2 separate regions of the Homo sapiens genome follow, and region 1 is linked to region 2. Evidence: chromatin contacts called from ENCODE Hi-C or POLR2A ChIA-PET data. All regions are on one chromosome and are shown on one strand. Each heading gives the region's core, a stretch centred on a gene start or an enhancer-like site at or near the end of the contact. The rest is flanking DNA. Distances are from core to core; before and after follow the strand shown. Region 1 has its middle 48 kb from the start of TNRC6B. Region 2 has its middle 49 kb from the start of TNRC6B-DT.

Region 1 (5,822 bases), core at 2,634-5,133, 35 kb before region 2:
TCAGGCCAATGAAGCATATACATATCTGTGCCTCCGGATTTTACAGAATATATATATATATATATATATTTTTTTTTTTTTTTTTTTTTTTTTTTGAGACAGAGTCTTGCTCTGTCCCCCAGGCTGGAGTGCAGTGGCGCGATCTTGGCTCACTGCAAGCTCCGCCTTCCAGGTTCACGCCATTCTCCTGCCTCAGCCTCCCAAGTAGCTGGGACTACAGGCGCCTGCCACCATGCTCGGCTAATTTTTTTGTATTTTTAGTAGAGATGGCGTTTCACTGTGTTAGCCAGGATGGTCTCGATCTCCTGACCTCGTGATCCACCCGCCTTGGCCTCCCTAAGTGCTGGGATTACAAGCTTGAGCCACTGCGCCCAGCCTTTTTTTTTTTTTTTTTGAGATGGAGTCTCACTCTGTTGCCCAGGCTGGAGTACAGGGGCATGATCTTGGCTCACTGCAACCTCTGCCTCCCATGTTCAAGCAATTCTCCTGCCTCAGCCTCCCAAGTAGCTGGGACTACAGGCCCCTCGCCCTCGCCCTCGCCCTCGCCTCGCCTTTATTGAGATGGAGTTTCACACTGTCACCCAGGCTGGAGTGCCGTGGTGTGATCTTGGCTCACTGCAACCTCTGCCTCCTGGCTCCGTCCCGTCCCGTCCCGTCTCGTCTCGTCTTTATTGAGATGGAGTTTCACACTGTCACCCAGGCTGGAGTGCAGTGGTGTGATCTTGGCTCACTGCAACCTCTGCCTCCTGGGTTCAACTGATTCTCCTGCCTCAGCCTCCCGAGTAGCTGGGATTACAGGCACAGCTGGGATTACAGGTGCACACTAACAGGCCCAGCTAATTTTTGTATTTTTAGTAGAGATGGGGTTTTGCTATGTTGGCCAGGCTAGTCTCAAACTCCTGACCTCAAGTCATCTGCCTGCCTCGGCCTCCCAAACTGCTGGGATTACAGGCGTGAGCCACTGCACCCAGTCACAGAAGGTAATTTTCATATTTAACCTCTAAAAATATGGAACAATAAGACAGATCCATGGGTAACTCTGTTAATTTGATTCAATTTTATCTCTCACATACACAGCAGAAAAATTAAATAAGCCCTGAAGTGGTCCTTGGGAAAAATGTAAGAAATATTCACTGTTCCTCCAAAGGATATGTTCAGAGGCATCTGAAGTTTTACATTAACAAAAACTCTGTCAACTTGTCTTCCTTCAGCATTTACAATAGAAGCTTTCACAACAATAGCAGAACTCTCTTTGAGAAATTTGTTAGGTCATACAAAATTGCAATCTGGTGACCATTCAGGGAAAAAAAGCTCGTTCTAAACTGATGTGAAATTTAACATTCTTTCTTCCTGCCTCCACTTTAAGTGGTTGGAGCTCCAATAATTAAAACAAAGAATAAATAATAGTTTAAGGAGTCAATTCTGTGTATCAACACCCAACACAGTTCCTAGCACACAGTAGGTGCTCAATAAATATGTGCTGAATTAATCAGGAGAGAGGAGGGGAGGAAAGGAGGCAAAAATAAGGAATTATGCTTGTGCATAATTCAGGAATGATCTATAATCTGTTTACAGCAGTCTTTTAGAAACCATCACCTGCTTTATATCTTTCTGGCAGAGAAAAAAAAAAAAATCCCTAAACTCAAGAGGTCAAAGTCTACAATTCCCAACTCCCGAAGAATATATAATCCTAATCCATCTCTGAACTTCAATAAACATCTCTCTCCAAGAAAATGTTACGGAAGATGCTGCACAGTTTCAGAGAGCACTCTTCAAGAGGAACAGCAAAATTCACTTCCTCCAATAAGACTTCTATACCGCGCTGGGCACAGTGGCTCAGCCTGTAATCCCAGCACTTTGGGAGGCTGAGGCGGGCGGATCACGAGGTCAGGAGATCGAGACCTTCCTGGCTAACACGCTGAAACCCCGTCTCTACTAAAAAATACAAAAAATTATCTGGGCAAAAAATTATCCGGGCGTGGCGGCAGGCGCCTGTCAAGTCCCAGCTACTCGGGAGGCTGAGGCAGGAGAATGGCGTGAACCCGGGAGGCGGAGCTTGCAGTGACCCGAGATCGCACCACTGCACTCCAGCCTGGGCAACAGAGCGAGACTCTGTCTCAAAAAAAAAGACTTCTATACCAACCCTGCCCATCCATAAGGGCTCCTGATCTATACTTGCACAACTTACCTGGATATTTTGTAAACCATATTGACCGTTTATTCATTTGTTAACTATTTTTTTTTTTTTTTTTTTTTTTTAGACGGAGTCTCCCTGTCGCCCAGGCTGGAGTGCAGCGGCGCAATCTTGGCTCACTGCAAGCTCCACCTCCCGGGTTCACGCCATTTTCCTGCCTCAGCCTCCCGCGGGGGACTACAGGCATCCGCCACCTCGCCCGGCTAATTTTTTTTTTTTGCATTTTTAGTAGAGACGGAGTTTCACCGTGTTAGCCAGGATAGTCTGGATCTCCTGACCTCGTGATCCGCCCGCCTCGGCCTCCCAAAGTGCTGGGATTACAGGCGTGAGCCACCGCGCCCGGCCAATTCATTTGTTAACTATTCTTAGCACCTTCGCTACAACTGCAATTCCAAGCCTTTCCTCTTAATAGGAAATCAAAACTTGTCATTTCAAGTCTTCAACTGTGTACTCTACACTCTACCAACTACAATGACTTCTCTTTCGAAGGCAATACAAAGAAAAGCTGAACCCACTTCCTTTCTTTCTTTCCTCCTCCAAAACTCCCTCCGCCATTAAACAAGAGTCAGAAGAGCAGGATTTGGGCCTGAGCTCAGGCATTACTGCAGTACGAGGCCCGTTAAGCCTGGGAATCTGAGAAACCTTTTTCTAACTGCACTCTGCCTTCCTCAACCCATTTCTTCCCTCTTTTCTCAAACATGCATAGTCCTCTTCCATTTAAAAAAAATCTTTCACTTGAACTTAATCCTCCTCCTCATTGTTCTCTCTTCCATTTATTTCCAAATGTCCTAAAATTGGGTGGTGGACTATAGTCATAACTCATTTTTAAAAATCATTTAATTTCTCTTTAACCCATAAAATTTGGTTTCTGCACCTCCTACTCCAATTAAATGGCACCCTTGAACACCAGTAAGTTCTTTTTAGAAACTATCATAGAAAATTTAAAACATGTACAAAGTAAATACAAATAAACTCCTATGTACCCATCACAACACTTCAATAGTTGCCAACATTCTGCCATTCCTGCTTCATCTATACTTCCATGTATTCTCCACTCCATTTGATTGTCAGTTTCACCACATAAAACATACCTACACTGTAACCATTTTTATTGTAATTATAAACAATTGCACCCCTATCAGACACAGAACATCTCCATCACCCCCTAGAAAGTTTTCTCATATCCTTTCTCTTTAATTAGTTCTTAAACAAATCCAGGTGTCTTTTCTCACTTGTCAACCTCCTTGATTCTTGGCAGCATCTGAAGTTACTGAGTGAGCCTTTCTCTTGAAATTCCCCTTTTGATTTCTATGATGCAAAAGGATCTCAATCCATCCTCGAGTCACATCAGTTTTGGCGCCAAAATACACCTCAAGTCTGTCTTTCCTCCACTTCCAGTAACACCCATGAATGTAGTCCTACCCGAACAGCTGCACGTGCCTTCTCACCAGGCTCCCTGCTTCCACTCTTACCTCTTTCCAATCCACTGTCCAGACAGCAGACAGAGCCACCTCTTAAAATGCAAATCCTACACATCACATCACTCCTCGAGTGAACAGCCTTCAATGGCTGCCCTAGGCATGGAGAATAGGTCCACGTTGCACACTGTGGCCTCTGAGGTCTTGCAAGGTCTCTGTCTCTCTCTCTAACCTCCTGTCACACTTGGCCCACAGGTTTCTGAGAGTTCTTAGAAGAGGCCAAGGGCTTTTGCAGCTGTTTCCTGTGTCTAGAACACTGTTGCTTCAGCTCTCCACACAGCTGGCTCCCTTGCCCATTAGCTTCAGCTGAAATGTCCCCGTCTCAGAGAGACCTTCCTTGACTAGCTACGCTCTTCCTCCCAGCTGCCCTGCATGACATGGCTTTATTTTTTTCATAGTACTTACCATCATTTATAATTATTATCTTTATTTATATTTATTCATGTCTCCCACTAAAATGAAACCGCCTTGAGAGTAGGAACCATGTATTTTTGGTTCACTGTTGTATCCCATGATAACACGTGCTTAATAATTATTTATTGAAGGCCAGGCGCAGTGGCTTACACCTATAATTCCAGCACTTTGGGAGACTGCGGCAGGAGAATCACTTGAGCCCAGAAGTTCGAGACCAGCCTGGGCAACACAGCAAGACTCTGTCTCTACCAAAAAAAAAAAGAGAGCCAGGTGTGGTGGCACACACCTGTGGTCCCAGCTACTTGGGAGGCTGAGGTGGGAGAATTGCTTGAGGCTGGGTGGTTGAGGCTGCAGTGAGCTGTGAGCTGTGAGCTGTGAGCCGTGAGCCGTGAGCCGTGAGCCGTGAGCCGTGATCATACCACCACACTCCAGACTTGGTGACAGAGAAAGATCCAGTCTCAAAAAAAATATATTGAACAAAAATAAATTCAGCTGAAAATCACTTTTTGGTAAAAAATTCTCTACTTTTCCTCAAAACCTACTACCTTTCCTAATGGCCTTCTGTTAACAGACATCCACAAACTATGTAACCACAGCAAAATGACAAATTCCAGCCATACATTAAATCATTCCAAATATAAGATTTTATTGATTGATTGATTTACACCCTCGGAGGAGGAGAATGGACTGACCCCTGCGAGATGAGATCAGCCTCCAAATATAAGATTTTAAACAAAAGCAAACATCAGGAGGAAAAACATAAGAGCCTGAGTTAAACTAAGGCTGATGAAGTTGAAGTTATAATCTAATTTATAACAGAAGCATCCACTTAGTGCAAGTATAAAAAGAATGTTCTCTTATTCTTGAGTCTAATTCATTCTGAACTGATAAACTATTCAGTAATTGAAAAATCAAGAAAGCTAGTCATTTATTTTTCCAAAAAGAAGTTGAAAACTGAGTTTATGGCACAGTAATATATTCTATACCAGTCTAATTACATGTTCACCAAGCAATCTCCCAATTATACCTTCTCTTTCCAGGGAGAAAATGTACTAGCCAGAAATCCAATCTTCCTTTTTTTTGAGGCAGGGTCTGGCTTTGCTGCCCAGGCTGGAGTGCAGTGGCATGATCACAGCTCACTGCAGCGTCAACAGCCCTGGGTACAAATGATCCTCCTACCTCAGCCTCCTGAGTAGCTGGGACTGCAGGCATGCACCACCATGCCCAACTAATTTTTGTATTTTTTGGAGACAGGGTTTTGTCATGTTGCCTAGGCTGGTCTCGAAGTCTTGAGCTCAAGCAATCTGCCCACCTCGGACTCCCAAAGTGCTGGGATTGCAGGCATGAGCCCCAATCTTCCTTAACATTATATTTCACTATCAATTAGTAAATTAGGATCTTGAGGAAGGGTGTATATGTACCTCAGAAATTCTGGGGTGTGTGTATCTTGGGTGTCCTGGGTATGTGTGCCTCTGTGTGTGTGTGTGTGAGGGAGATTCCTAGATCGTGTGTGTACCTCACAGGCTCTGACTAACCCTACATCAGATTCAGGGTCTAAATGAGTCTGATGAAAACCTATATGCTTCTGCTTTAGCTACGGAAAGAAGAAAGAAATCTGGTGATATGGGAAAGGAAAACTAAGAGGACAGGATGACATCTGTCCCTCCACCCAAGCCACGGACTAGATCATAGCCCCGCAGAGGGGGCATTCAGAAAGAAATGGAAAGAGTTGTTTT
Region 2 (5,857 bases), core at 864-3,363:
TTTTTTTTATAGACATTCGTTGGCATATATCTGGCATAGTATGTAACACATGACTATAAAAATTACAGTTGTTTAGGCACAAGAGAAGACTGGGGGAAGTTTTCTTAGAAGTGATGAGAGGTGGAGCCAGTTTTGTGATCTCCTTGGCTGGGGCATAATGGATGATGCACACTGAGTAGCTGGACAACATCTTGATGAAGTCCTACCATTCATCTCACAAGCCCAGACTCATGTTGCTGTCAAGGTAAAGAGATTATCACACCACCTGTATGCTAGTGCAAGTTTGATCCAGGGCTCAGTTAATAAAAACATCCTATCTCTGCAGGAAATGTAGATGCTTCTAAAAGAGGTAACGCTATGTGGGAATAACAGATTGTCTCCTCTGATTATCCATAACAACCATGGTTTCTTAGTATTCACTGGGTATTACCTGTGCTTTACTCTAAGCTGTTCCTTATGGCCAATGATTGTCCTCACAGACTTCCTAAGAATTGGCCATTGGAAGAGTTCCCTGTGGCTAAAGATTTGGAATCTGAAGTCTCATAAAGTTTTGGCCATGATCCTGGCATTGAGTGGTTGACCATTTACCATAAGAAGCACCAATGTGTTCAATACAACAGATCGTGCTTTCTGAAGCTGGTCTCATAGTCATGTTTATATGTTTCTAAGACAATCAACTCAGTAAGACACAAGGATTTGGGGCTGCGGATAGGAGGGGTACAGAGGAGCTACACTGCTTAGAAGGCCTAGGCTAAAGTCACCAGCTTAGTTACCTGGTGATGACATGGATGAGCCACTTTATCAATAACATCCGCCTTGAGCATGAGGGTTACAGGTTGTGGTACTTGTAAATTTTGTTGATATCCATCTCCCCTATCAAATGGGGTACCTTATTCATTTCTGTATTAACAGTGCCTGGCACAGAGTAGGTATTCAGTGAATGTTGGCTATATTAATGAAGCACAGGTATAAGGAAATACACATCATATAATAAAGGGGCAAGTGAGCAAAACTGATAATTGCCTACTAGATGGCATGAGGTGGTAAACTCAGTTACTTAAAGGATAATGTTAGGCTGTGGGCTCAGTCACAATGTAGGTCAGTTAAATTTATGGGTGCTTCATGGTCACAAATCATGGTTACATCGTAATCATGGCAATTGTGGTAATATCATTATTTGTTTTGCAAATGCCTGGAATCCAGATTTGGCTAGGGGTAAACTTAGGTTCAATTAGAAAGCTACATTTCCCAACTTTTCTTAAGAAGAGAGGTGGCTACATGTCACAGCTCTGGTCAATCATTAGATGAGGCACACCTTTTATACCTCACTTGGGAGGGTGCGTGGTCTGAAACGGAAGCAGAGAAATGGCCTTGCCACCATCAAGGATGGATCAAAGGAATTTGAGATATTAACAACACTGGGAGTGACTACTTATTTCCCAATTTTCTGGTGTGTAGGAAAAAATAAATCTTTATTTGGTTAAAGCAAAGTTGGATATTCCATTACACAGAGCCTAATTTATTTCTAATTGATAAAATCACAGAGGTAGCAAAAAGAGTTATGAGGCTGCTGTAATAATCTATGTATCCTAATAACTGAATGAGTAGTCAACTTCTTTGTGGTAATATAATTGTAAAGATTTCTGGAGTGTACGGCCTCATGAAACGACAACACTCTAGCTAGCAGCTTCAATAATGATTTGAGATGATCTAACCAAATCAAAATGTTTGGAAAGAGTGTTGATGCTTACATGCTCTCCGAGACATACTGCAGTATCATCAGCAATAAGACCAACTAAAACAGAGCAACATCCAGCCTCATACGAAATTAGCAAAAATCTCCTCTCAACTACATGCAAGTGGTAATCAAAACCAAGTGGAAAAGAAAAACTGAAAACATTTCAAAAAGCACCTGCAGAAGAATGCTACTATTCCAGCTGCATATTAAACTTCTGTTTATCAAACATGTTCAACATTCAACATCTGGCCTTTCCACAAGCTAGTGCTTACCAATGAAATGCTAAAGAACACTTTTCGTTTAAGTAACAGCCACTGGGAAATCTTAAGCCAACTCAAGGGCAGTTTGGTTGTAGTTCATATTTACTTCTGAAGAAATGAAAGTGAAACAGCTGTTTTAACCTTCAATAATTTATACACAAAACTCTCCAGCCATGGGTACTACACATTTAAATTCTGGGCTTCACAACACTTTCATCAACTTCTTCTTCAAACTGTTTTTGTTTTTTTAAATATTTCATATACAGTATTTTCTCCTGTACTTGAGTATCTGCTATCAAAATACTATATTTCATCAATTTTGAGATTCATGGTTTTTTTCTTTACAAGTTAACATTTGTGAAATCTGGACAGATTTTACAATTAATGACATCTTACAATTAATTGGCAGCATTCTTTCTTTCTTAATGGAGCATAAAATACAATATGTCTTAGGAATGATGGCATCTTAAATTCCATAAAATATGGTAACAGCAATCCCTAACATTTACTAGATGCGTACTGTGTAGGACTCATAGTGCTTTACATATAATTCATCTGCTTATCAAAGCATTCCATGAAGTAAGTACTACTGTCATCCTGTTTTTAAAATTTTTTTTATTTTTAATTATTATGAGTACATAATAGTTGTATACATTTACGTGGTACATGTGATGTTTTGATACAGGTATACAACATGTAATGATCAAATCAGGGTAACTGGGGTATTACCTCAAGCATTTATAATTTCTTTGTTAGAAAAGTGCCAATTCTACTCTTCCAGTTATTTTGAAATATACAATAGATTATTGTTATCTATAGGCATCCTATTGTGCTACCAAATACTAGATCATATTCATTTTATCTAACTGTATTTTTGTACCCATCAACCATTCCCACTTGTCATCCTATTTTGTAGAGAAGGAAACGGAGAAGTTAAACAACACAGTTCACTAGCAGTACAGCTCAAACTATCTGACTCCAAAGTTTAAGCTCTTAACAACTGTCCTAACTGAAAGCTCAAAAATACTCTTCTACTTTTCTCCATTCATAATAAAAATGGTTTTTATTTCAAAATGCTTTTGTTTTGCCCTCATTCTTGACAGATGGTTACTTTTCTTCCAGCACTTTGACGATGAATTGTCTTGTGGCTTCCACTGTCACTGAAAAGTCAGCTATCAGTCTGCAGTCTGCTTTTTCTCTCAGGACTGTACTAGGATCTTGAATTTGCCAATGTATCCAGGTGATATTTCTCTTTCTTTACCCTGCTTGAGCTTCCTGATTCAGACGATTTAGTTATTTCATCAATTTTGGAAAATGTCTTCAAATACTGCCTCTCCCCCAGTGCTTCTATTCTCCTAGAACTTTGATCAGATGTTATATGAAACCTTCTAATTCTATCTTCCATGCATCTTAACCTTTCTTTAACATTTTCTCTGTCTCTATGGGTTTTATGTGGACAATTTCTTTAGCTTTATCTTCTAGTTCAGTAAGTCCTGCTTCACTTGTGTCTAATTTGCTTTAAGATTAGACTTGTCTACTAAATGCCAAATTCAATGATGTTGTTTGCTTCTGAAATGGTTATTTTTTCATTCTTATTTTCTTAATTGATAAAAATTGTATTTATCATGCACAGCATGTTTTCAAGTAGGTATAAACTGTGGATGGCTAAACTGATGAAATGGTTCTTTTTCAAATATATCTGATTATTATTATTTTAGCTAGTCAAATACCTCTATAGTGGCATACACCAGTTGCAAAACCCATCCTTGACACACAGGACTTTTGGCCTGATTATTCCTGATAGTCTCAGTTGCCATCTTACACCTTAAAGTTAATTGGCAGCATTCTTTCATTTACAATTTACAATATCTAATTACATTTACATTACACTTACAGTATCTGTTTTTAGCCAGGCATGGCGGTCTGCACCTCTAATCCCAGATACTCTGGAAGCTAAGGCGAGAGGGTCATTTGAAGACCAGAGGCCGGCATTTGAGACCAGCCCAGGACACAGAGCAAGACCTTGCCCCTAAAAAAGTACTAAAAAATTAGCCAGGCATGGTGGTGCATACCTATAGTTCTGGCCACTTGGGAGGCTGAAGTGGGAGGATCACTTGAGCCCAGGAGTTTGAGGCGGCAGTGAACTATGATTTCACCACTGTACTTCAGTCTGGGTAACATAGCAACAACCCATCTCTAATTAATTAATCACCAAAACCATAAAAAAACACAATTTCCTTAAAATATTAAATATACTTATTCTATGTTCAGTTTCCAATAATTACAATATTATAGACTTTTCAAATCTGTTTTTTTTTTTTTGAGACAGAGTCTTGCTCTGTTGCCCAGGCTGGAGTGCAGTGGTAGATCTCAGCTCACTGTAACCTCTGCCTCCCAGGTTCAAATGATTCTCCCACCTCAGCCTCCCAAGCAGCTGGGATTACAGGCACATACCACCATGACCAGCTAATTTTTGTATTTTTAGTAGAGATGGGGTTTCTCCATGTTGGCTAGGCTGGTCTCGAACCCCTGACCTCAAGTGATCCAGCTGCCTCGGCCTCCCAAAGTGTTGGGATTACAGGCGTGAGCCAACACGCCTGGCCTCAAATCTGATCATTTTTGTTGGTTCTGCTGACTCATTCACTGTAGCTCAGTGTTTTGAGTGTTTTGTGACTCTTCATTTTCGACTTCTGAATAATTTTATTTGTGAGACATATTTGAGTCCTAAGTAAGGTGTATTTTTCTCCTGAGAAGATTTATGTTTCTCTGGCAGGTTCCTGGAGGCACTACTAACCCAAGAACAATTTAAATTTTACACTGCACAGATAGTATGAATTCAAGTCTCACACCCATACACGGGCCAGTTTGTGGTTATAAATTCTCAAGGAAAGTTTTTTTTTAAGTTTCATTATAAAAAATGCTAGACACAGAAGTAGACAATAATATAATGAACGTTCAAGTTCCCATCGTCAGCTTAAATAGTTAACTCCCGGCCAACACTCTTTCACCTGTATCCCTTATTGGTATCCCTGCCTTCACATTAGTTTTAATGCAAGGACATTTCATTGATAAATACACTGGTAAATACCTATCTCTAATATATTTTTAAAAACCGTTAAAAATTTATAATACCATCATTACACTTTAAAAACATTAGTAACAGTCCCAATACCATCAAGTAATCAGCCAGTATTCAAACTTCCAACTGTCTCGTAAATGTCACACAAGACTTTGCTTTGCTGTGCTTTTTTTTTTTCTTTGCAATTTATTTGTTGAAGACCCCAGAGCTTCACATAATCTGGATTTTTCCAACTGTACCCGATGGTGGTACTAATATGCTGCTCTGTCCTCTGTAATTCTTATAAATTACTATATAGCTCTAGAAGCCAGATCTGTTTGTATAGGAAAGGGATGGTATATGGTTAATGTAGTGTTAGCAAGTGGTATCCAATAGCTTTTTTAAAAAATATCATCATGCTTTGGGAGGCTGAGGCGGGCGGATCACGAGGTCAGGAGATCGAGACCATCCTGGCTAACACGGTGAAACCCTGTCTCTACTAAAATAAAAAAAAAAATTATGCGGGTGTGGTGGCGGGCGCCTGTAGTCCCAGCTATTCAGGAGGCTGAGGCAGGAGAATGGCGTGAACCCGGGAGGCGAAGCTTGCAGTGAGCCAAGATCGTGCTACTGCACTCCAGCCTGGGCGAGAGAGTGAGACTCCGTCTCAAAAAAATAAAAAAAACTTTATTGGTATTCAGATTGTCTCATCATTGGATGAAGAGAGTCTTCTCTTGTATGTTCTTTGGTTCTTTTGATGTGATCCTGATCACAGTCTTTTATGACTTCCTTGTTACGTGGTGT

What was found. Hi-C counts contacts between places; a loop is a spot of excess contacts on that map. ChIA-PET counts read pairs that join two places held with the same protein, here RNA polymerase II (POLR2A).
Region 1: a loop to region 2 is called in a map with no recorded cell type, with 4 times the contacts of the local background. The contact joins two enhancer-like sites. A Hi-C loop is called at or near these places in 2 of 168 maps with a recorded cell type or tissue (heart left ventricle and natural killer cell) and 1 of 37 single-sample maps with no recorded cell type. POLR2A ChIA-PET finds 5 or more read pairs at or near these places in 10 of 52 experiments (CD4-positive, alpha-beta T cell, Caco-2, HEK293 and 7 more).

What each region holds. Positions count from the first base shown.
Region 1 is chr22:40,127,217-40,133,038 of GRCh38, reverse strand. It overlaps a transcript of TNRC6B not described here. Among named protein-coding and RNA genes, the nearest start is that of TNRC6B, 48 kb to the left of the region's middle. Within about 2 kb of position 3,883, at least 2 of the 41 ENCODE cell types and tissues checked have a DNase peak (open chromatin) inside an H3K27ac peak, as active enhancers do; they include natural killer cell, where a contact is called at or near this core.
Region 2 is chr22:40,090,865-40,096,721 of GRCh38, reverse strand. It overlaps a transcript of TNRC6B not described here. Among named protein-coding and RNA genes, the nearest start is that of TNRC6B-DT, 49 kb to the right of the region's middle. Within about 2 kb of position 2,113, at least 3 of the 41 ENCODE cell types and tissues checked have a DNase peak (open chromatin) inside an H3K27ac peak, as active enhancers do; they include natural killer cell, where a contact is called at or near this core.